Linked DNA regions of Homo sapiens: region 2 is linked to region 1. Evidence: chromatin loops called from intact Hi-C (ENCODE). Cell type or tissue: mammary epithelial cell. All regions are shown on one strand. Each heading gives the region's core, and the rest is flanking DNA. Links, peaks and the distances in the headings are about the cores only.

Region 1 (12,669 bases), core at 3,220-11,219:
ATCTTTAGAAATACCTGGCCTCTGGGGGATTTGCTTTCCATCTGACCATTTAACATCCTTGACCGAGCTGCCTTCTCTATAGCTGTACTGTTGAAATTTGTCATTTCTTACAGCTGCCTGGTTTCATGAGCTGCCAGTCTCAGAACATAGCATACCATAAAATAGGAATTCTGACCACGCAGCCTTATGGGTAAGGCAAGGGAGGGAGTTGAAGGGAAACCGCTATAGTAAAAGAAAACTCAGAAAGATAAATGTTAAATAGAATCAATGGATATTGGAGAAGATAATTTTAGTTGTTGGTGGCCTTAACTTATGGAGAACTCAGTATCTTTTCTCAGCTCCACCTAACAGTTCCCATCTTTTAGGAAAGCAATTATTTAGATGCCAGAGAACACCATTATGGAAATGGAATCTTTTTAAAATAAAAACCTATCATTTTGACTGCAACCAAGTTATAGTTTTGACTGAATGCATAATTATTACCCCAAACAAAAGGTTTTATACCTGATTCCATGCCATGATTCTTCATTGTGACCCTTTACTTGATTCTCCATCATGAGCAACCAAATCAAGATGCACATGTGTAAGTAGTGCCTTATTTTTTTCTCACTTAGCCCACTGTTGTTTCTCTTTGCTTAATAGCACAGCTCTAAGAAAACGGTTGCATTTGGTCTACAAGCTAGCAGCAATTCAAGGAGCTTCATTTTCTAATGACTTGTTTTATTTTATTTTATTTCATTTCATTTATTTATTTTGATACTGAATCTGGTTCTGTCACCCAGGCTGGAGTGCAGTGATGCGATCTCAGCTCACTGCATCTCCGCCTCCCAGGTTCAAGCGATTCTCCTGCCTCAGCCTCCTGAGTAGCTGGGATTACAGGTGTGTACCAACATACCCGGCTAATTTTTTGTATTTTTAGCAGAGATGGGGTTTCACCATGTTGGCCAGGCTGTTCTTGAACTCCTGACCTCAAGTGATCTGCCCGCCTCAGCCTCTGAAAGTGCTGGGATTACAGGTATGAGCCACCACACCTGGCCTTCTAATGACTTGTTTTAGAATGTGGATGTCAATGTCACCCACCTTATTCTCACCAAATATGGAGCTAGAGAGCCAAGTTTAACGAGGTTTTCCTTTGACACCCTGAGAGCCTCGCGTTGCATCCACTTCTTTCCAACATTATTATTTATGCTTTTTACATAGTAGGCACACAGCAGGTATTTGTTGAATGAGCCATTGCTAGATTAGAAGTGGGAAAGACTGACAGTCGAATCGTTAGGAGTCGTCTGCAGTCGTCAAGGTGAGTGATGACAGTGGCCTGTATAGGGAAAGGGGGAAGCTGGAGATGGGATGGATGTGCCCTGTTGGAGAGACAGATTCCACAGAATCTATGAGCAAACTCCAGGAACATGTTAAAAGTAGATGAGATCCTGAATGGAGGGCATCACCTCCAAAGCCCGTGTCCCAGTTGACAGTGGAAAGGACTCAGAGAGATGCCTCTAGCTCAGGTGAGGAGTGGATGTGATTTTAAGCCAAGGTGGAAAACAAGTGGGGAAACTGGTTCTGCTGTTAAGAGCCCAACAGCTGTGGCTATGTGTTTGGATTTTGCGACTCGAATCAGGTTCATTAATTATGGCCAAATGTTAGCAAGAGTTTATAATGATAAGCTGTGCAAAGAGTTTCAAAAATTACAAGTATTTCTGAATTGCTTACACGGACATTGGTAGGGAAAGAGAAGAGAAGATGGAAAACAAGGAATATACGACACCATGCTTGCCCTTGAGAATTTTAGAGTCTGTCATGGGAGACCAGACTTGCACGTAGGAGGCAAAACACCAAGTAAGAAAAAAAAAGAAATGATATAGCTCAACATGAGCAGAAGAGTTGGTGGATAGATTCACATAGGCAGCAGTGGATCAGTTAGGCTGTGTGAAGAAATGAAAGCCTTAAGATTGAAGGCTTTGGAGAGAAAAAGAGGTTTCTTTAGAAGGCATTGGTGTGGTGGACAGAGGTAGAAATGACCTGGAATAAATTTTTAGGTGGTTTAAAGGGGTGACCCAGCTTGGGAGGAGGCGAGAACTGGCAGGTGGGCTAGGCTAGGTTAGTAAGATGCCAACATAAAAAGATGAGGAGCTTTACCCTTAATCCACTCTAGAACAAGAAGGCATTGTTGGGAGGAAAAGAGCATGTTAAGGCTGTGTTTTAAGAGGATTATTCTGGCAACAACACTTATATAGAGTGGAGCCATGGTGATTAGCATTCAGCAGTCCTGGCAACTCAGCTCAGAAATATTCAGGGCCCAAAGTGAAATGTGGCAGAGCTCATGTGGAAATGGGGTTGGAGAGGGGAGTATCAGAAAGCATTTTAAAAGGCCAAGTTCAATCTTAGTGACAGATTAAAAAAATAATAATAAATAATAAGGACAGCCAGGCACAGTGGCTCATGCCTATAATCCCAGCACTTTAGGAGGCTGAGGTTGGAGAATTGCTTGAGCCCAGGAGTTCCATACCAGCCTGGGCAATATAGTGAGACCCAGTCTGTACAAAAAATTTAAAAATTAGCCAGCTGTGGTGGCATATGCCTGTAGTCCCAGCTACTTGGGAGGCGGAGGATCACTTGAACCCATGAGATCAAGGCTGCGGTTAGCCATGATCACGCCATTGCATTCTATCCAGGGTGACATAGTGTGACCCTGTCTAGAAGGTGGGGGAAAAAAAGCAAGGGCTTTCTTTGTAACCCCCATTCCTGTGGTGATGGGGTTTTCCAAATAATGAAAGAAATCCTCAACACTAAATAGCAATAACAACCACAACAATAATATTAGCTAATATCCACCAGGCTTTCTGTGTGGCCAGCTGTGGTCTAGGCTCTGTATGTTGACTCATTTCATCATCACAATAATGTAGAGGTAGGTACTTTCATTATCATCATTTACTATAGGCAAGGAAGTTATGTCATGGAGAGATTATGTAACTTGCCAAGAAAATACGACTAGGAGGTGGGAAACCCAGGTATGAGCCAGGGAAGCTTCCCCAGATCCCCTTACTGCTTTTTGTAATCTAACAGAAGACCCAACCACCACCACCACCTCAGGCTTTGGGCATTTTAGAGGATGTCATTTAGATGCCACAATATTAAAATTTCATCGATTTCTTATCTAGCGATTGACTAGAATAGTTTCAGAATTAGGATCATTCCAGAAAATCCAGAACTTGTGGTTGTTAATATCTAGAGCATCCACCCTGGAGCCTTACACGAATAGTAGCAGATGCCTCAGATATGTTTTAGGTGGTGAGTTGGTGTAAGGACTCGAGACAGAGATGACTGTGAGTCAGGTCTGAGAGCCTGGGAGGGGAGCGGCTCATGGCTCAGCCTACATGTGTGAAAACCACAGCGTGTGGCCATGTGAGTTACCAGCGTCACCTGGGGCCAGCCTGGGCCTCGTAGGTTTATAATTTGGTCATGGATGCTCCCTAATCACACTATACGGATTACAAATGAAAACTCCATGAGATCAGGACTCGCCGGTCTTCACTGATGTTTGTAACCAGTGCCCAGAGCAATGCCTGGCACCTGGCATTTGCTGAAGGGGACAAGGAAAGAGGCATGCTGTTGGCAGGTGGTAAGGGATCCAGGACACTCAGCAGAGTGATTACGGAGCATAAGAACCAGCCGTGTGGTTGTTTATCCCTTTCGTGCGGTGTCACCGGCCACTGGGAATCTCCTGGTTAAACCTCGTCTCTCAGGCAGGAACAGAGCCTGGTTTCTGCCTATGCTGGGACCCTGCTACCCCAGCTTGTATCTCAGAAGACAAGCAGCAAGCCTGACCAGCGACCCGCACAGCCAGCATCTGGGTCTATGCTGTGTGTATTGTAAAAAGTTAACATACGGGCCAGGCACGATGACTCACACCTGTAATCCCAGGACTTTGGGAGGCTGAGGCAGGTGGATCACGAAGTCAGGAGTTCGAGAACCAGCCTAACCAACATGTGAAACCCCGTCTCTACTAAATATACAAAAATTAGCCAGGCGCGGTGGCGTGTGCCTGTAATCTCAGCTACTCAGGAGGCTGGGGCAGGAGAATCGCTTGAACCCAGGAGGCGTAGGTTGCAGTGAGCCGAGATTGTGTCATTGCACTCCAGCCTGGGCAACAGAGCTAGACTCCATCTCAAAAAAAAAAAAAAGTTATGAATCACTGTGGGCTTGGAGCATCTCCCCCTTTCTCCTGCTAGCACAAAAAGGTAGCGTTAGGTTATAGGGAATAGCAATTAATTCATTGTTTTTGATGTTGCAGTTAGGGAAAAAGTACTCGACCATTTTTCAAATGCCTAGGTGGTGTTGTTTAACTCTGGTGAAAGCAGTGCTTAGAGTCCTGTGTTCTCTTTTGATACTGGAGCCAGCGGTAGTTTGGTACATACTACCAACTGTCCCCCAACACTAACCACTGAATGTCTACTTATCCCAGCTGGGAAGGCCAGGAGCTTTTCAGGTTAGTCGGGATACACATAAAGTCACTGTGGATGGACTTGATAGATAGAAACTCAAGTCAGGAGGATGGAGAAAATGGGATGGGTCTGGGAAGTATTTTCAAGTGGAGTGACAGGGATTGATGACTTACTATGTCTGGAAAGTGAGGGAGGGAGAAAGATGATTTTTGTATCTCTACATGACAGAGGCAGATAACCAGGATTTGTGGCCTTACCTTCTCTGGCGGAACTTCAGATATAACAGATCTCTGCCTAGAGGAGAGGAAGGAGTTAGAACCAGCAAGCTCAACTGTTGTTACCTCAGCATCTTCCCAGACCCTACCACCCTTTCAGGTCTCTCTTCAATTATCAGCATACTATACCTAAAGTGCTTCTCCCTTGGGCAGTGGTGGGGGGTTCTTGTGGGTGTGGGCCCAGAGGTTCGAGTCGTGCCCCTGTTACGTCCCCATCACTGCGCTGAGCTGTTGGCGGGGGCGGGGACGGGGGGCGCTGTGCCGGCCCTAAATGAGTTTTCTTTCCTCCCTTATATCCCTAGATATATATGGAGACAAATCTGTTGCTGTGTGCTGTCCCTGTTGTAAAACCATTTGAGGTATATTTGAAACAAGATTAACACGTTGATAACTGTTTAAGCTGGGTGATGGGTACGTAGAGTTTCAGGACGCTGTCCTCTACTTTTATATACGTTTGGAATTTTCCAGAATAAAAAAAATTTTACAATGGCAATAATCACCTTTAATTCTTGAGCCTTTCTGTACTTTGAGTTTTCTTAAATCAGGATGCACCTCTAATATCAGCAGTGATAATGAATCATTTGCTTTATAATAGTAGCTGATATTCCAGCTCTTTTGATTAGTAAAAAAGTTAAAAAAATTTTTTTAAAGTAGCTGAATTCACAAAAATCTGATCATTTGGCTTAAAGATGAGTTTTCATGGCTTTCTTCATTATTGATAAATACACCAAGAAAAGCAGGACCAAAATCCCACAGAAGCTGTTTCCACATTTACCTAAGTCTCCCTGTAAAATGCATGTGTGTTACTGCTCTCCAAATGTACATTTTTTTTTCTGTTCTGAGTGTAAAAAGCAGACAGAACAGGGAAGCAAATGTTCCTGAATGGCCACATTTAAATTAATCATATGCTGTCTTAAAGAAAGCAAAATAAACAAGCTCCAAACCGAAATACTCTGTAGTATTTACCCAATTATTTTTAAGCATAGAAAATAAGGCCCAAAGTGTGTATTAGTCACATTTTAACATCAGAGTCACCATATAATTTAGTTCATTTGTTAACCACATCAGCACACGTGCGAATCTCAAAACCCTGCCATTTGCTGTGCCCATACGTTAATGATTCTGCTGAAGACAAGGCCAAATACAGGACGGGAGAGGAAGAAACTGTGTCCTCAGTTAGCTTCCTTGAATATAATTAGTAATGGTCAGCGAGCTATTGATTACATAGTAAAACTTACAATTGTTTGCTAATTTGAGGGATGGATTGGCCACCTGGTAAAGCTTTAAGTAAAATATTTTTTAAATAATGTGGGGTTTTCTTGGGTTTGTATCTTTTTAATTTTTTTACCTTTTTTATTACTAACTATAAAAGGACTTTTTGTGTGTTGAAATTTGAATATGGATGGATGTTAGATGAAATTAAAGAATTGCTAATTGTGTTATGTGATATTAGCATTGTAGTTATAATTTTGTTTTTTTTTAAGTCCTCTTTACTTAGAAATACGTTATAAATTATTTCTGTGTGAAATGACATGGTCTCTGGGATTTGCTTTTAAAAAAAACACCCAGGAAATAAAAAGAATGGCGAGTTGACATATGAAACAAGAATGGCAAAATGTTGATTAATCATTCAAATTGTGTTGGGTACATGAGAGTTTATTAAGTTAGTTCTCTATGTTCGTATATATTTGAAAATTTCCATAATAAAGTGTTAATAAGGAATCAAAGGAAAGATAAACATAAAAATCAGAATATTTACCTCTCCGAAGAAAAAGAATGAGGTAATTGGATTGTAACCCTCAATAGGCATCAACAACTTGGAAAATGTTCTTAAGTTAAATGATGGGTACAGGGTATTTTTTATTCTTTGTACTGTATATACCGTGTGTGCATTATTTTGTATGTATCATACATTTCACTTTAAAAATAAATGAAGTCCATCAATATGGAGCAGTTTTTTTTTTCAAGTGCATATCTTGACTTGAGACTTAGTCTTTCAGGCTGTACTTTGATGAACAGATAATCCTTATAATTAACACATCAATTAAGAACAGATATATGGTGCTGAAAATCTTGGCAGGGGGGATGGGGATAGGGGGAAGGGTAGGGAATTAGATCAAGTAAAAAATCGATGTTGAGTACCAGCTATGGTTTCTATCTTAATTAGGCAACCTTCCTTAAAGATATAGCAGTTCTTGAAAAGCAAGAAGAGTGATCTGATCCTTAAAAAGTGGAGAAAAATAAACAACTTTCATTTACATAAACTTTCTTTGGCACTGCATTTTTGCTATTGCCAATATCATAAAAGTCTGCCTTGTGTTTTATAACACTGGAAACGTGAGCATAAATCAGTCCTAGAGAAGTTCTAGCCTTATGTGTGTAAAGAGGCTTATGCCTCGATGTTCATTGCAGCATTGTTTGTAATAGGGAAAAAGACAATCAGAAACATCCTAAGTGTCCATCAATAGCAGAATAATTAAATAAAGTATAGAATTAAAAATAATAAGACAAATATATGCGCACGGATAAGAAAGGTCTCTAAGACATGCTGTCCAGAGGAAAAAAAGTTACAAAATAATACATGATGTTTGATGGCATTTATGGGAAGATGCATATACATGAATCAATATAAATCTGTAAGTGAAAAGATCTGTGAGGGCATACCCCAGGTAGATGTCAGTGGTTTCTCCTTGGAAGAGGAGATGACCAAAAGGAATTTTAGCTATATTAAGCATGTTCTAATTTTTTTTTACAAGCAAAATATATTTGTTTCTTACTTCCATAATTAAAAATTCTTTTAAAAAGCAAACCACTTGCTGAAAGAATCTTGCTATCGAAAGAAGCTTTTCAATAAATGATTTTGTAAAATGATTGTTTTTCAGGGTAAAGTGATTGTTACATTTTGTAAAGTGATTGTTACATGGGCATATTGCGTGATGCTGAGGTTTGGGGTATGCTTGATCCCGTCACCCACATAGTGAGTAATACCCCATAGGCAGTTTTCCAGCATTTGCATTCCTCTGTCCCCCCTCTAGTAGTCCCCAGTGTCTGCTGTTGCCATGTTTATGTCCACGAGTACCCAATGTTTAGCTCCCACTTACAAGTGAGAATATGCATTATTTGGTTTTCTGTTCCCTTGTAACACTATCTCTTCAAGTTACATGTTTTCTCGATTGGGTGTTGGAAAAGTAAGCTATATCTTCTATACTGTGGAAAGTTAAGGAACCAGAAATCATGTTTTTCATTCTCTAAAAAATTATGTGTGCTCTTTAGATATTATCTTTTGATACTGAGACTACATAAGTGTCCTTCAAATAATGCAGAAGAAAAAGATCATAGGCAGGCAAAAATTACTTAATAAATTAAGCTTTTTAAAGAAGTGAAAGAATTATATCCAGAACCAACAGCTCTTAAATATTCTATTTCAATAAAAACAATTTATATACAATTGCGGTGAAACTTATTTTTGGCAAATACTCTTCCGTAAGTTATGAACATTTCTCTTGATAAATTTTATACTAGGTATATAAGTTCCTTTATTGGTGTTTTGGATGACAGCAAATGACTTTCCATAAGGCAGATGTAGATTTTATTCACACAACTTTTCAGGAGTAGCTTTATGTAAATATGTTAGGACTGTCCTTCCTTGAGCTTTACAGTTAACCAATGAAAGTGAGTTATTTTAGGGAATGGTTAGATTTGGACATGGACCAAAATTAGTTTTCTAATGAGTGGTGTTAAAGATGTGTAACTACTATTACAGAGATAATGTAAATGGCCTTCTACTTCTTAATTCTCTGATTCTGATCTTGTTTTGTAGTAAGAAAGGCTCAGTATGAATTTGAGGTACTTAACTAACTTGTTACAGTGGTGGTCAGTGAAGAAAGATTCTATCGGGCAGGACTCTCTGGAATGCATGTGTCAGAAGCCCAGCCCAAATTGGCCTCAGCAGAAAACAAAACATAGCGAAAAGCAAATGACAATTCATTGGCTAAAGCAATGGAAAAATACAAGGATATCTAGCTTGAGACTCAGCTAGAGCCAAATATTCAAATCTGGTCATCCAACGTTGATTGGTCTCTTTCAATTTACTTAGCTGTGCTAAACACTGTTGGCTTGGTTTTGGGGCACGTTCTTCTCAAACATGGTGAAAGTGGCCCCTAGCACCGCCAAGATTGATCCTGTCACAGCCCAGCAATCCCAGTGGTTGCTTAAAAGCAAGTCCTTTTCTTGATAATTCTAGCAAAAATCATAGGGAGGTCACCCATTGGCCCAGTTTAGGGCATGTGCCATCCCTTAACCAATCAGCAATCTGACTAGCCAGGCCTGAGGCACCTCTTCATCACTAAAACTAGTCGTGATAGAATCAACTTAAGTGGAACCCTGTTGAGAGAAGGAGAGGAGGGATGGCTGCCCTAGTGGAAATGAGCTATTACCAAGAGTGGATGAGGGCGGGCAGAAACAAGAGGTGCACATTACAGGGATACCAGGGATTTGAGTCTGCAGTCTCTCTGATTTTCCATGAGTGCTTATCTTCTTGGGGGAGGTGGGGGCGGTGTGTGAACATCCACACAGCCTCCTGCTCCTCCTCATCTACTGGGGCGCTCAGTCACCCAGGTTTGGAATGCTTCTGAGGTGATACTTAATGTTACAGTTCATGGTCACCGTGCTCCATGTACGTGAGGTCATGTGTATTGTGTATTGTCACTGTCTCTCTTCCCAGTTATTTTTTTCAGTCAGGTGCTAGGGAATTCTCCTTTTCTTACTATGTCATGGCTGTCCTCCCCACTCCATGGGGCTTTCAGAAAGACAGGTAGAACATAAGAGTCTAGAGAGACCTTGGGTGTCACCCAGGCCATTGAGGCTCCATCTGGGCTTGAAAGAGCCCTCACCTGCAGTAAAGGTGCCTCTGAGGCCAAGGAGAAATTATGGCATAAGAAGGGAACACCAAGGAGATGGGGGCCCGGACATACCCTCTCCCACCTCCTTCAGATTTCATTCTTTATAAAATTTCACATAAGGGAAGAGTCTCCAAAGTGTAAGGAGGGCCAAAAAAAAAAAAAAAAAAGGTTGAAAAGCCTTCCATCTAGTCTAACCCTAAGAGTACTCATTTATTTTTGTTTTAATTTTTAAAAATTGATACATAATAATTGTACATATTTATGTGGTACATATGATATTTCAATACATGCATACAATATGTAATGATCAGATTAGGTAATTGGCATATCCACCACCTCAACCATTTATCATTTATTTGCACTGGGAACATTCAAAATCCTTTCTCCTAGCCATTTTGAAATACACAGTACTGTTAACTGTAGTCACCCCACAGGCCTATGGAACAGCAGAGCCCTTTCTTCCTGTCTAGCTGTCCAAATGCCAGTGCTTAGCAGCAGGGCCTCAGTACCACACTGCCTCCTTGGGTGCTTCTCTGCTGAATGTGCCTTATCTTTTCACCCTTCTCTAAGCTCCTGTGAAGCGGGGTGTTCTTAAACACCTCTGCAGCCCCAGATCACTGAGAACAGCACCATGCACCCAGACATCCAATGAATACCCTTCACGTGTGCTTTGGATAATTGTTAAGTCCCATATTTTTTAGAGCATATTCAAGGCAAGGGTCATAAATTCAAATGCCCCCTAGGGCCAAGAAGGCAAAGGACAAGAGGGAATGAGACCAGGGACCGTAGCGAGCTCACAGGCACACAGCCCAGCCTATGATATAAGCTACTCCAGAGCCCTAGTTATCCCCAGGAGGAGATACAAGCCCACAGCTGCCTGCACATCCACATTTTTGCACGAGAAGACAGAAATCTGGGTTTTTCTGTGAAATATTTTGATAATTTTATTTTGGAAACCAATTTAGAAATTTCAGAGGCCCCTTGAAATTGGTTTGGGGGCCTGATATGCTCAGGAAAGGGATTCTACAGTTAGAGAATATGAGAAGCACTAGTTGAAACTTTCTTCACTGCTAGTTTTCAGAATCTTTTTAAGAGTGTTCTTTTCAGTGGTCTGTGTGTTTTTCCTTTAGAGAGGGTGGGGTGTGAAGAAGCACATATCAAAGGCAGAGGTCCCTAAATTCATTTCTTGCTAGAGCCTTGGAGTACCCTGAGACGTGTGAACCCTGCACCTCTGGTCCAATCAAGAACCTTCTGGCTTCATGGTCGCTCATGCCTGTAATCCCAATGCTTTGGAAGGCTGAGGCAGGAGGATTGCTTGAAGCCAGGAGTTCAAGACCAGGCTAGACAACAAAAAGGGACCCCCCAACTCTATAAAAAATAAGTTAAATATTAGCCATACACAGTGGTATGCACCTGTAGTCTCAGCTACTCTGTAGGAGGTGGGAGGATTGCTTGAGTCCAGGAATTCAAGGCTGCAGTGAGCTATGATTGTGTCACTGCACTCCAGCCTGGGCAACAAAGCAAGACCCTGAAGACCCTGCTTCTTAAAAAAAAAAAAGGAACCTTCCACACAAGGTTTTTCTTTTGCTCTTCCTGTTGACTGGAAGTCTGTCTACTTGAATTAACAAGGGCTCTTCTTCCCATGACCTCATACTCCTCTCAGTTTAAAATCTGCATTTGAGCAATGGATGCAAAACCTAACTGGCAATATAAATTTGCATCTTCTTGAAATGGGCTCCAAGAAGCAGGTTTGTGGCCAGTAGAGCCAGCTCAGAACCCAGGAGTGGTACAAAAAGCATTCAGATATCAAGATTCCCCTCCTGGCTGCATCTTCCATGGGGGAGGCCATGAAAGGGGCCCCTGGTGAACCATTGAGTCATTTATAGGCTAATCTTAGTACACTCCCTGAAGTAGGGAATGACATGGGCTGCAAGAATTCTTCCTAAGCACCCCAGAGAGAACTTCACCGATTTAAAATATGAGTTTCTGTAACCTGAGCAGGAGCTTGCGTGGTACAAGGGCTTATGCAGCCTGCCTGCCAGGAGGCCAGAGGGTCGCACTTATGAGCTTGAGCAAATGGGGCTTTTGGGAATCAGCAGCCTCCCTGAGCTTTCCTGGAGCGAGCTGAACTGACCCTGAACTTGGAGGGCTTGCCTGGCAGGCTTTTGCTGTCTCCTGATATTGCAGTTTCAACATGAGAGGGGCAGGAAATAGAAGCCCCGTGCGTTGAAGGACTGCTGTGCCTGCACTTATCTCTGGCCAGGGAGTCCTTGGACACTGTTTTCTTTGGCAGCCAGCTGGTCTAGGTCACTTGAATTCCTTTGAAGTTCAGGGATACAGGGAGCGGTAGCCACTGCCTGCATTCCTTACTCAGGAGGCAGGCATGGGGTCTGCCATTGCTTACCTGCCAGAGAACCAGGCCTTCATTAGAAAGGTCATTTTTATGTGACTATGACTGAATAGTTCAGCCTTTTCCCCTTAAGTGGGATTTTGTGCTGATTCAGCAGTAAAGAATAAGCCCATACCCCCCATTTTTGTTGCCATTGCTCACATTTGAATTTATAGGTGGAGAATGGGTGAAGAAAAAAAACCTTTGATCTTTGGTACAAATACAGCTGTGGGGCTGTTGCCCACATTTGCCGTGATGTAGATGCCCATCCCAAAAGGAGCAAGATCTGCTCTTGCAGTGGGTGTTGAGAGGGGCTGGGAGGCTTTTTCAGTCAAATATGGAGCTGAAAACTGTCAGAATGTGCTGGTTGTACATTATCAATAAGAATCCTAACAGGAGCACAGTGTGATTTCTCTTCGTAGTGGGCGTACATGGTCTTGGGTTTCCATGTGCAGCAGTGAGAGTTGGTCTCCAAAGCAGAACGGTCAGCATTAACTTCAGCCAAGCAAGCATTCTGTATGGGGTGCTCCCTTTAAGCCCAAGGGAAAGCAGGCTCTGCTGCTTTTGCCACCTTTCAGAGGGAGAGGTGTGCCCCACCAGGGGTGCAGGTGTGCTGGGGCGTGAAGATAAAATTAGTTGTTTGGAAAAAAATAATGTCTTTA
Region 2 (12,669 bases), core at 2,910-10,909, 550 kb after region 1:
CGAACTGCTTAGCTTTCCAGAGCTTTGCTGGGTGATTTGAGACTTCAAAGCCTTAGCTAGTAGTAGCATTATTTGCTTTGTTTTGCCATTGTTCCTCAAACTTTGGGGTAGCTTAACCAAGGAAGGATTTGAATCTTCCTGTATCCTTGGCCTAACATCATCCCAACACCATAACACTTATGGACTGAATGTCTGTGTCCCCAACATTCATATGTTGAAGTCCTAACCCACAATGTGATGGCTTTTGGAAAGGGGCCTTTGGGAGATAATTGGGTTTAGCTGAGGTCAGAAGGATAGGGCTCTCAAGATGGGATCAGTGCCCTTATAAGAAGAGACACCAGAGAGTGCTCTCTCTCTCTCTGCCATGTGAGGACAGAGGGAGAAGGTGGCCATTTGCAAGCCAGGAAGAGGCTCCATCACCACAACCTGACCATGCTGACACCCTGATCTCAGACTTCCAGCCTCCAGAACCATGAGAAAATAAATTTCTGTTGTTTCAGCCACCCAGTCTTGTATTTTGTTACGGCAGCCCAAGCAGACTAGTATAACATGCCACTGGGATCCCCAATATTTAAAACTGATGAACATGGGTGCTACACGATACAAGTATCAAAGGAACTTCAGACCTGAGTAATTCTGAAGCCCACAGAATTAGCCACAGGATTTATCTTTTGTTCTTCACCTACTAGAGAAATGGATGTTGCAAACCAATAAAATGAAATTAAAAATACTGATCATCTACCATTTCATAAATGAAGATTATCTTAACATCCATTTTAAGAATTTGAAGATTCTAAGCCAGGCACGGTGCCTGGGAGGCTGAGGCAGGCAGATCACTTTAGGTCAGGAGTTTGAGACCAGCCTGGCCAATATGCTGAAACCCTGTCTCTACTAAAAATACAAAAATTAGCCGGGGGTTGTGGTGTGTGCCTGTAATTCAAGATACTCGAGAGGCTGAGGTACAAGAATTGCTTGAGCCCGGGAGGTGAGCGTTGCAGTGAGCCGAAATGATGACACTGCACTCCAGCCTGGGTGACAGAGTGAGACTCTGTCTCAAAAAAAAAAAAAAAGCTGGGCATGGTGTCACGTGCCTATAATTCCAGCTACTCAGGAGGCTGAGGCAGGAGAATCCCTTGAACCCGGGAGGCAGAGGTTACAGTGAGCTGAGATTGTGCCACTGCACTGCAGCCTGGGAGACAGAGTGAGTAAGACTCTGTCTCAAAAACAAATAAAACAAAACAAAAAAACAAAAAAATAAACAAAACAAAACAAAACAAAAAAACAGAATTTGAAGATTCTAATTTCAAAATTAGGAAGAATTCTGAATATTGACTGCTTCTTAAACTAAGCATTTAAAGTTTCAGCATGCTCATTTTGGTATGTAGATCATATTTCAAAGGAACACACAAAAGTAGCCCTAAGGGTACATCTCAGAGAAATGTGAGAAAACAGCACTTAAGAATCGTGAGTCTGGTATTCCTGAGTTCAAGTCTTGGCAGCCTGAGGTAATACCCTCGTGACTTCAGACAAGTTCCTCAGTTTACCACCCACCCAAGTTGTTAAAAGGATGCAGTGAAATGAAACCCACGAAGTACTCAGTACAGTGGCTGGCACATAGTAAGTACTCAATAAATAGTGGTTTTGTAAGAAGTCTCTGTGTTTTCGCTTTTAAAATGTCAAGTATAATTAGTTACCATTCGCATCAATGCTCACAGCACTTCAAAACACGTGTCAACCACAAAAAGCCTTTTATGTAGTCAGAGTCAAGCAGTGCAATGAAGTTTTTGAACCTTCCTAATATGATCCACTCAGTACCTGGACTGAAAATAAGTACATAAGGACTTTTTACTCTTTATCTGAAAAAACAAAAGACCAAAAAAAAAATCACTTTTTGATAACATTGCATCTCTAGAGGCTAATTCTGCAGCAATTACTGCTGGTATTAATTTGAAGAGGATCATTGTTGGCCATGTTATAATGGGATGTGGGATATTTATCGAAAGGATATAAAATTAGCCATTCTAATTCCTTTATGGAAATTAGCCAGCACTAGCAATGAGGCCTTTGTTTTTTTAGAGTGAGGGGCGGGGTTAAAAGGCAGCACACAATAGTACTCTGTACCCGATGCTGCTGGCTATAATGTAATGGATCTTCCTGCTCCTGCTCCATGCACCACCCTAACCTGGGCACCCACCTCCAGTGAACCCTGCTCAGCCATCTGCACCAAGTGTGAGCCAAAGACTGGCCATGGGCAGCAAGACGATCAGGGGCTCACCAGTGCACCTTCAAATTCATTTTCAATTTGTTGTAATTCTAGTCTGAGTTTGACAGTATGACTTGGTGGTTAAAAGTTTTAGGTTTGAAATCTGGCAACCTACGTTCAAATTCCATTTCCACCACTAACTATGTGATCTTGAACAAGCTCTTTTGGCCCATTTTTTTTTTTTAGACAGGGTTTCACTCTGTCACCCAGGTTGGAGTGCAGTGGTGCAATCATAGCTCACTGAGCCTTGACCTCCTAGGCTCAAGTGTTCCTCTCATATCAGCCTCCTGTGTAGCTGGGTCCACAGGCATGAGTTACCGCGGCCAGCTAATTTTTTCTTTTTTCTTTTTTTGAGATGAAGTCTCGCACTGTCGCCTGGGCTGGAGTGCAATGGCGTGATCTCGGCTCACTGCAACCTCTGCCTCCTGGGTTCAAGCGATTCTCCTGCCTCAACGTCTGGAGTAGCTGGGATTACAGGTCTGTGACACCATACCTGGCTAATTTTTGTATTTTTATTAGAGACGAGGTTTCACCATGTTGGCCAGGCTGGTCTTGAACTCCTGACCTCAAGTGATTCGCCCGCCTCAGCCTCCCAAAGTCCTGGGATTACAGGTGTAAGCCACTGTGCCCAGCTGCTAATTTTTTTGTTTTTTTGTAGAGACAGGCTCTTGGTTTGTTGCCAGGTTGGTCTTGAACTCCTGGGCTCAAGTCATCCTCCTGCCTTGGCCTCCCAAAGTGCTGGGATTACATGCCTGGCCTGCTTAAGCATTCTAAGTCTCAGTTTCCTCTTCCTGTAAATGGGATTGATAACCCATTTCATAATGCTGCCAGGATGATTAAATGAGATGATGTGTGTGAAGCCCCTGGCACACACACAGCAAGGACTCAATAAATGCTATGTGATCTTATTCTCATCCCACTCTCATGAGGGCTAGGTTTCCTGACTGACAGCCCAGGTAACCAGCAACTGGCTATGGTAGTAGTAGTAATGAAAGAATGAGGCCGGGCACTGTGGCTCACACCTGTAGTCCCAGCACTTTGGGAGGCTAAGGCGAGCGGATCATGAGGTCAAGACATAAAGACCATCCTGGCCAACGTGGTGAGACCCCATCTCTACTAAAAATACAAGAAAAGTTGGCTGGGCATGGTGTCACGTGCCTGTGGTCTCAGCTACTCCGGAGGCTGAGGCAGGAGAATCGCCTGAACCCGGGAGGCGGAGGTTGCAGTCAGCTGAGATCGCCCCATGGCACTCCAGCCTGGTGATGGAGCAAGACTCCATCTCAAAAAAAAAAAAAAAAAAAAAAAAAAAAGAAAAAGAAAGAAAGAATGATACATATTCCCTGTTCACAGGAGCTTTAATGGGGGAGACAGAAAAGGGGCAAAGCAAAGTGATGATGAGAAGGTTAGCACAGAAGCACAAAGCAGAGCCCTTAAGCCAGGCTGGAGGAAAAGTAAGGAAAGCTTCCCAGCAGAAGTGACATCTAAGCTAAGAGATAAATAAGCGGAGAGCAGGGCAAACATGGAAGAGCATGTGAAAAGAGAGGGCATGGCAAAGGGAGGACTGCCAGTTGCTCCAGGGCTGGAGTTTACAGTGGGAGGAGGGGTGAGAGATCAGGCTGTCCAAGTGGGCAGGTGCCCGATCAGGAACTATGTTGACAAATTTGGACTTAATCCTGAGAGCAACAGGAAGATATGTTCAATGACTTGACCCAGACACCTCTAGGTCATCCTTGCTTCCTCGCCTACCCATACTGCCCGCATCCAATCCTCAGCAAGTCACACAGGCTCTACCTCCAAAATGTCTGAGTCTGTCCATTTCTCTCCTTCTCTGCTTCCTCACCCGAAGTCCAAGGCACCATGACAGTTCTCCTAGAATTCTGTAAAGTTCTGTTCCCTGGGCTCCCTGTGTCTGCACTTGCCCCCTCCAATCCACTCCTCACAGAGCAGTCAAAGGGATTTTTTTTTTTTTTTTTTTTTGAGACAGAATCTTGCTCTGTCACCAGGCTGGAGTGCAGTGGCATGATCTTGGCGCACTGCAACCTCCACCTCCCAGGTTCAAGCCATTCTCCTGCCTCAGCCTCCCAAGTAGCTGGGATTACAGGCGCCCACCACCACGCCCAGCTAATTTTTGTATTTTCAGTAGAGACGGGGTTTCACCATGTTGGCCAGGATGGTCTCGATCTCATGACCTCGTGATCCACCCGCCTTGGCCTCCCAAAGTGCTGGGATTACAGGCGTGAGCCACTGCGCCTGGCCCGGGATTTTTAATTTCCATTGTGACTTGTTCTTCAACCCATCAGTTCTGTACAAGTGTCTTGTTTAATTTCCAAATATTTGGAATTTTCCAGATATCTTTTTGTTATCCACTTCTAAGTTAACTCCCTTGTAGTCAGGGAGCACACTGCAGGATTGCCATCTTTTCGAATTGACTGAGACTTGTTTTATGGCCCAGGATACGGCCTATCTTGGTGAATGTTCCCTGTACATTTGATAAAAAAAAGTTTATGCTGCAGTTGCTGGGAGGAGTAGTCTATAAATGCTATAGCTGTTGATGAGGTCACTTGGTTGATAGTGTTGTCAAGGTCTTCTATATCCTCACTGGTTTTCACGAGCTCCATGGAGCTTTACATCCAGACACAAAGAAAAAGGGATGGAGAAATGTGGAGTTACTGCAAATTCATTTATATCAACAGGTATAATTAGGGAATCATTAATCATTTTCCCACTAATGATAGTTAGTTATTAAAAGAGGAATGTTGGAATCTCCAACTCTGTGAATTTATCTTTTTCTCTATTTGTCTAGGAATGTTTTTGCTTCGTGGAACTGGAAGCTTTGTTATGAAGTGTACACTCATTTGAGATGGTTACGCCTTCCTGATGGGTTGATCCTTACATCGTTATGCAATGTCCAGAGGGCTTTGAAACAAAAACAAAAACCTACAATAAATCATCCTACTTTTATCCTCAAACCCCTCCAAGGCCTTTCACTGCATTTCTTTCTTTTTTTTTAGAGATGGAGTTTTGCTCCTGTTGCCCAGGCTGGAAGTGCAATGGTGTGACCTTGGCTCACTGCAACCTCCGCCTCCTGGGTTCAAGCGATTCTCCTGCCTCAGCTTCCTGAGTAGCTGGGAACACAGGTGCCCACCACCACACTTGGCTACTTTTTTGCATTTTTAGTAGAGGCAAGGTTTCACCATGTTGGCTAGGCTGGTCTAGAACTCCTGACCTCAAGTGATCCACCCATCTCCACCTCCCAAAGTGCTGGGATTACAGGTGTGAGCCACTGTGCCCGGTCTTCACTGCATTTCAAATAGTCACACCTGTACCATAGTCTATGAAAGGCTCCATAGGATATACACACTCCGTCTACCTCTCCAACTTAGTTTGCTGTCACCAGTGTTCCTCCACCGCGTAGCACAATCCATTTTTTTTTGGCTCCAGGGCCTTACACCTTTCATTACTGCTCTATTACCGTCAAAGTCAGCAGTGGATAGGGAGCTAAATAATCCTAATAGAAAGCCAATGAGCTCCTAATTCTCTCCCCGTCTACAGCCAGGGTCTTCTCTATCTGAGATGCGCTTAAATATTTGTTTCTATCTTTGTCTTTGCTTAGATAGAAACAAATATTTAAGTCCCCTCTGTCAGAAAGAAAACACAAAATTGAAACAATAGGCCAGGTGTGGTAGCTCATCGGGCACTTTGGGAGCAGGAGGTGGGAGGATCGCTTGAGGCCAGGAGTTTGAAAACAGCCTGGGCCATGTAGTAAGGCCTCATCTCTTCAATAATATTAATAATAGTAATAATAGCAATAATAGTAATAAAGTAGCTGGGTGTGGTACTGTGCACCTGTAGTCCTAGCTACTTCGGAGGCTGAAGTGGGAGGATCATTTGAGCCCTGGAGTTTGAGGCTGCAGTGAGCTATGATCACACCACTGCACAGAGGCCTAGGCAACAGATGGAGACCTGTCTCTTAAACAAATAAAAACAAAATTAAAGCTATAAATTTCTAATTTAACAAAGGAATCATCTTATCATGGACTAAATGTTTATGTTTCCCCCAAGTTCATATGTTAAAATCTTAACCCACAAGGTGATGGTATTAAGAGGTAGAGTCCTAAAAGGTGATAAGGTTATAAGGGTGGAGCCCTCACGAATAGGATTAGCACCCTTATAAAGAAGGCCTCGGAGAGCTCTCTCACCCCTTCCACCACAGGAGGACACGGTGAGAAGGCACCATCTATGAATCAGGAAGCAGGTCCTCACCAGACAGATGCTGAATCAATCTTTTGGTGCCTTTATCTTAGACTTCCCAGCCTCTGGAACCGAGAAGTAAATTTCTGTTGTTTATAAGCTACCTAACTTATGGTCTTGTGTTCTTGCCGCCTGAACTAAGACATGCCTTCTGGAATGACTTAGTCTTCTCTACGACTGGGATGTCTTCTCTCTCACTTTATTTCCTAAGTTCATTAAGATGATAAGGCCCTCAAATGTACTTTAAAATGACATCCTTTTTTTTTTTTTTTTTTTTTTTTTTTTCAGACAGGGTCTTGCTCTGTCACCCAGGCTGGAGTGCAGTGTCACAATCGTGGCTCACTGCAGCCTCAACTTCCTGGGTTCAGCTGACCCTCCCATCTCAGCCTCTCCAGTAGCTGGGACCGCAGGCATATATCATCAGGCCTAGCTAATTTTTAAATTTTTTGGAGAGACAAGGTCTCGCTATGTTGCCCGGATTGATCTCAAACTCCTGAGCTCAAGCAACCCTCCCATCTTGGCCTCCAAAAGTGCTGGTATTACAGGTGTGAGCCACCACACCCAGCCAAAAGAAATGGCATCTTTATTGATTATGAAATACATGTATTGCCCCTGATGCTTTAGTCAGTTTCTAGGTTTGTGAACTCTTGTTTTTGATCATTGCCTAAAGTACTAAAACTGTGATTAGTGCAGTATTAAAACTGTGATTAGTGTGAAAATTAATGCTTCCCAATCATATCTGCTGATGTAGGTGAATTAGCAGTCACTGCGCATTCTGCCCTCTTTCCCTGAGACTGCAGGTAAAGCTTCAGGGAGCTCCTGCTGTTCATGATAAGCAACTTCCCAGGCCTGCTGGTGAAGTGTCACCAAATGCTTCCCAAATGCCAGGCAGAGCACTTCACTCATTATTCTTGAACACTCAGGTCTGACTCATCCCTTCTTAGAAAGATTTTCCCAGAGGGCTCCCCCTTCCTTCCTTCCATTTTCTCTTCATCATACCACCCGACTTCCTTCCTTCCGTCATGTCTCACAGTCAATGGCCTTTGGTTAAATTATTTTCTCATCTGTTGCTTGCCTCCTCTAACTAGAATAGAAACCCCTTGAGGGCTGGGATCTTCTGTATCTAGGTAACATCTAAAGTCTGTGTGCCTGGCCCATGCCTGACATAATATATGCTAGGCATCCAATAAATATTTACACAAGCTAAGGAATTCAACTGTTGAGCTCACTCAGAAACACTATTATTTTATTTTATTTTTATTTTTTTATTTTTTGAGATGGAGTCTTGCTCAGTCGCCCAGGCTGGAGTGCAGTGGCGCGATCTCAGCTCGCTGCAAGCTCCGCCTCCCGGGTTCACACCATTCTCCTGCCTCAGCCTCCTTAGTAGCAGGGACTACAGGCGCCTGCCACCACACCCGGCTGATTTTTTTTTTTTTTTTGTAGTTTTAGTAGAGACAGGGTTTCACCGTGTTAGCCAGGATGGATAACCACTATAATTTTAAATACGCTTTGAGGCTGATTGTAGAAGAGAAGGACAGGTTCTAAGTGACGAGAAGATCTGTGAACAAATGAAGTGCAGAAGACTCAAGTTCATGAAGGAAAACCACTGCATTGCCAATCACGGGAATATCCTGCTTTTGCTTGCATGTCTGGGACGTCACCCTCTAGGCCTCTGTTGACAAGACAGCTAGGTTGCTACGCACATCATTCCACTTCCTTACCTCTCATGCATTTCGAAAATGCCCTGCAAACTAAAGGGCTAGAAAGAGAGCTAGGGGAGGAAAAGAACAGAAGCAAAGACAAAGTTGTCATTCAGATTCAAGCAGAAGTGAATTTCAGAGAGGGAAACTTTGGAAAATGAGCCTGCTGATAATCAGGAGAGAGAGGAAATATTAAAGAGGATTAATTCAGGAGGTGGAAACAGAGAAGAGCAAACAACAGTTTCAGAAGAAAAAGAGAAACACTCTTTTTGTGCCAAGAGAAGATATCACCTACATACATAAAAAACAAACAGCTGGGGCCGGGTGCGGTGTACTCCCAGCACTTTTGGAGGCTGAGGCGGGCGGATCACTCGAGGTCAGGAGTTCAAGACCAGCCTGGCCAAGATGGTGAAACCCCATCTCCACTAAAAATACAAAAATTAGCTGGGCATGGTGGCACACGTTTGTAATCCCAGCTACTCGGGAGGCTGAGGCAGGAGAATCACTTGAACCTGGGAGTTGGAGGTTGCAGTAAACTGAGATTGTGTCACTGCACTCCAGCCTGGGCAACAGAGCCAGACAGTCTCAAAAAAAAAAAGAAAAAAAAAGAGCCAGGTGTGGTGACATGTGCCTGTGGTCCTAGCTACTTGGGAGGCTGAGGCAGGAGGATTGCTTGAACCCAGGAGGTTGAGGCTGCAGTGAACTATGATCACACTACTGCACTCCAGCCTGGGTGAGAGAAAGAGACCCTGTCTTTAAACAAACAAACAAAAAGACTTGAATATAATGAAAATATCAACTATTAATCTATACAGAATCAGAAAGTCACAGTCTTGATGTATAAAAAATCAAATTATAACTAAAGAAATGATGCTCCCAGCCAGGCATGGTGGCTCACGCCTGTAATCCCAGCACTTTGGAAGGCCAAAATGGGAGGACAGCTTGAGCCCAGGAGTTTGAGACTAGCCTGGGCAACATAGCAAGGCTCCACCTCTAAAAAAAAAAAATGATGCTCTCAATGGAAAGGTGCAAGCAATACAGACACTAGTTTCAGCTCGGGAAGATGCAAACATTTTAGCACAACAGTGTGTCTGTCCTTAATGCCACAGAACTGGACACTTAGATATGGTTAAAATGGTACATTTTATGTGATTTCTATTTATCATAATAAAGAACAGGAAAAAGAGGCTGGGTGCTGTAATCACGCCTGTAATCCCAGCACTTTGGGAGGCCAAGGCAGGAGGATCACTTGAGGCCAGGAGTTCCAGACCAGCCTGGGCAACATGGTGAAACCCCATCTCTACAAAAAAATAAAAAGTTAGCCAGGCGTGGTGGGGCGTGCCTGTGGTCCCAGCTACTCGGGAGGCTGAGGAGGGAGGATCACTTGAGCTCAGGAGATCAAGTCTAGAGTGAGGCATGTTCATGCCACTGCACTCCAGCCTGGGCAACAGAGGGAGACCCTGTCTCCAAAAAAAAAAAAAAGGAAAAAGAGAAATACAGATACCATTACTGCATTTTTTCAGTTAAAATAAAGATTGCTTTATGTGTACTCTATTGTATTTATTCACCCATTTTTATCTTTGTAAATTTTCACTTCCTTAAGCCAAATACATTTTGAGAAGTTATTCCAAGATAATACTTAATTTCTGTAATTATATGAGGTCCCTGTCCTCCTTTTTCCCCCTTTTCCTTTTTGAAGCATCCATCATTTCTGAAACACACATCTCTTTGGGTAAAATGTGTTGTCAAAGCTGCTTGACTGTGCTGATTTTCACCCACTGTGTCTGGCTGTGTTTTTAAATTTTTTATTGTGAGATCATTTTAAATTTACAGAAGAGGTGTAAAAAGTTCAGAGAGTTCCCATATATTCTTCACTCAGCTTTCTCTTGTGTTAACATCTTACATAACAAGAGAACAGTAATCAAATCTAAGAAATTAACCCTGGTATAAATACTACTAAATAAACTAAAGAACTTATTCAGATGTCACCAGTTTTTCCACAAATCTCCTCTTTCAGTTCCAAGATCCAAACACTGAATTTATTTGTCACATCTCCTTAGTCTCCTCCAATCTGTAACAATTTCTCAGCCTTTCCTTTTTTTTTTTTTTTATAACCTGGACAGCTTTGAAAACACTGGCCGGTTATTTAGAACAAAGTCCCTCAATTTGGGTGTCTGATGTTTTCGCATGTTTAGATTGAGGTTATGCTTTATTGGGAAGAACAGAGGTGAAACACGCCTGGGCATATACGATGTTGACCGGGCCAAGTGATATCAGTCTTGATTGCTTGGCAAAGGTGGAGTCTGACAATATTCTCCACAGTCAACTAAGGATTTCCCCTTTTTCTTTACTAAATATTTTGGAGGAGATACTTTAAAAATCATACAAATATCATGTTTCTGGTTAAACTTTCACTCCTTAATTTTAGCATTCACAGGTAGATCTTACCCGCAGTAATTATTACTATGGTGCTCTAACAATGATTTTCTATTTGCCTCCTTCTTTCTACATGTATTAACTGGAATTTTCTATAAGGAAGAGGTGTGATTTTTCTCCATTTATTTATTTATTTATTCAGTTATGTATTTATTTTTTTAATTCAGTTATTTATTTAGATTGGTGTGGACTTATGAAAAATTATTTTAAGTGTTATAATTAAATACTATCATTATTTATTTTGTTGCTCAAGTTGTTCCAGCTCAAGTCATTTGGAGCTCTTTCAGGTTGGCTCCTACCTCTTCCAATATGAACCCCCTCCTTTTAAAAATTATTTTTATTATTAAAAAATATTTTTTAGCACATCCTTACCTTCTGGCACCATAAGGTTAACTCCAGGGGCATCTTGCATTTTCCCTGCCTTCAGCCAGGAATGAACAGTTCTCCCAGGAGCCCTGGGTTCCTTTGGAGGATGGAATTCAGAAACCAATATCTAGGTGCTAGGTGTGTTCATTGCTACTCAGGTGTCACTGCTTCTAGCCTCCTAACAGTAGACAGAGCTAGGAAATACATGTATGTATACAAACCCATGTATACATACATATCCATAATTACTTCTTTTTCTTATTTTTATCTTTTCCTTTTTTTCACAGATGTTGAGTATCCATAATTACTTCTTTACTTATCTGTACCTATATATTTATTTAAAAAAACATGAGTCCACATTGACACTGATCTCAGGACTGTGCGGGCATGTGTGTATGTGTGTGTGTGTCTGCCTGTGAGAAATAATTTGTTAAAGGCAAAGAGAATTCTGAGCTTAGATTACTAGGGTGTTGGGCTAAGATTACTAGGTGTGATTTTAATAAGTGAGGCTGGAGGTAGGGGCGTAGAATGGCCAGGTTATTGTCTCCAGGCAACAGTATGGCAGAGGGTAATGTGCACAGCATCTGGGAAAGAGTGACACACACTAGAGTGGCTGGAATGGGAAATTCATGACTTGGAATAATGCTGAAAGTTAGTATGTAAACTCAGAATGCAAAGGGCCCTCAACATCAGGCCCAGAGGCCTGGACTTGACTCTGCAACAGGGACTCTAGGAGGATTCTGGGCCAGAATCCATCTGATGAGGATAGCATTCAAAAACCAAAAATGCAGGAGTAGTAACAGGAGAATAGAGACACATGTAGCAGGGAGATGAGTAAACAGGATAATATAATAACCCTTTTCTCTATTATCATTGCCACCTTTATTTTTTGTCTTAATTGTAAATACATGCAGACCCAGAACACATGGTCAGAAAGAGGCCTATACCTTCACGGCTCTGTACTTCTGGTGCATGCGAATGTCTTTGCAAATGTGAACAGATAGCTTGCATACATTACGTAAAGCTCTGATGCTCTTTGTCTTTTTTCTCTTTCTTACTGGTTTACTATTTTTAAAAATTGGGCCAGTGCGGTGGCTCATGCCTGTAATCCCAGCACTTTGGGAGACCGAGGTGGGAGTATTGCTTGAGGCCAGGAGTTCAGTTCCAGCCTGGGCAACATACAGATCCAATCTTTACAAAAAATTAAAAAATTAGTCAGGTGTGGTAGTTTGGGTGGGTAATTCCAGCTACTCAGGAGGCTGAGACAGGAGGGTCCTCTGAGCTCAGGAGGTGGAGGCTGCAATGAGCCATGATTGCACCACTGCACTCTAGCCTGGATGACAGAGGGAGACCCTGTCTCAGAAACAAACAAACAAACAAAACACGAGTTGTCTGAATTCCACAATACACAAATTCATGCATGTGTGTTGTAAAAACATACAAACAATTCAGCAATCAACAGAGTAAGTTCAAGTTGCTCTTTACCTGTCCTTATCCTCACCACACCACCACTCCAAACCCCCATAACCAACCCCCGCTCTCTCTTCAGAATTAACCAACATTAACAGTGAACCTCATCCCAGTCTGTTCCATGGGGTCTTCATATGGCCAGGAAGTCAGATCTCAACTCAATCAATCCATCACTCTTTAAAC

The links. A loop is a pair of places that touch in the nucleus more often than their neighbours do. Peaks named below come from ENCODE experiments on the same cell type or tissue, not always from the same donor. Only the 100,000 strongest peaks of a DNase experiment are listed, where the experiment ranks them.
Region 2: it touches region 1 in a loop (6-fold over the local background); 5 of 110 quality-filtered maps call a loop at or near these places.

What each region holds. Positions count from the first base shown.
Region 1 is chr3:73,490,101-73,502,769 of GRCh38, reverse strand. The region is part of intron 3 of PDZRN3 (PDZ domain containing ring finger 3); the gene reads left to right. Among named protein-coding and RNA genes, the nearest start is that of PDZRN3-AS1, 130 kb to the left of the region's middle. RefSeq lists enhancers at 34-103, 3,196-3,275. In mammary epithelial cell, for the core only: no CTCF peak of the experiment used is centred there; no DNase peak of the experiment used is centred there.
Region 2 is chr3:72,940,407-72,953,075 of GRCh38, reverse strand. The region is part of intron 3 of GXYLT2 (glucoside xylosyltransferase 2); the gene reads right to left. Among named protein-coding and RNA genes, the nearest start is that of PPP4R2, 50 kb to the left of the region's middle. RefSeq lists an enhancer at 2,172-2,301. In mammary epithelial cell, for the core only: no CTCF peak of the experiment used is centred there; a DNase peak (open chromatin) is centred at 7,445.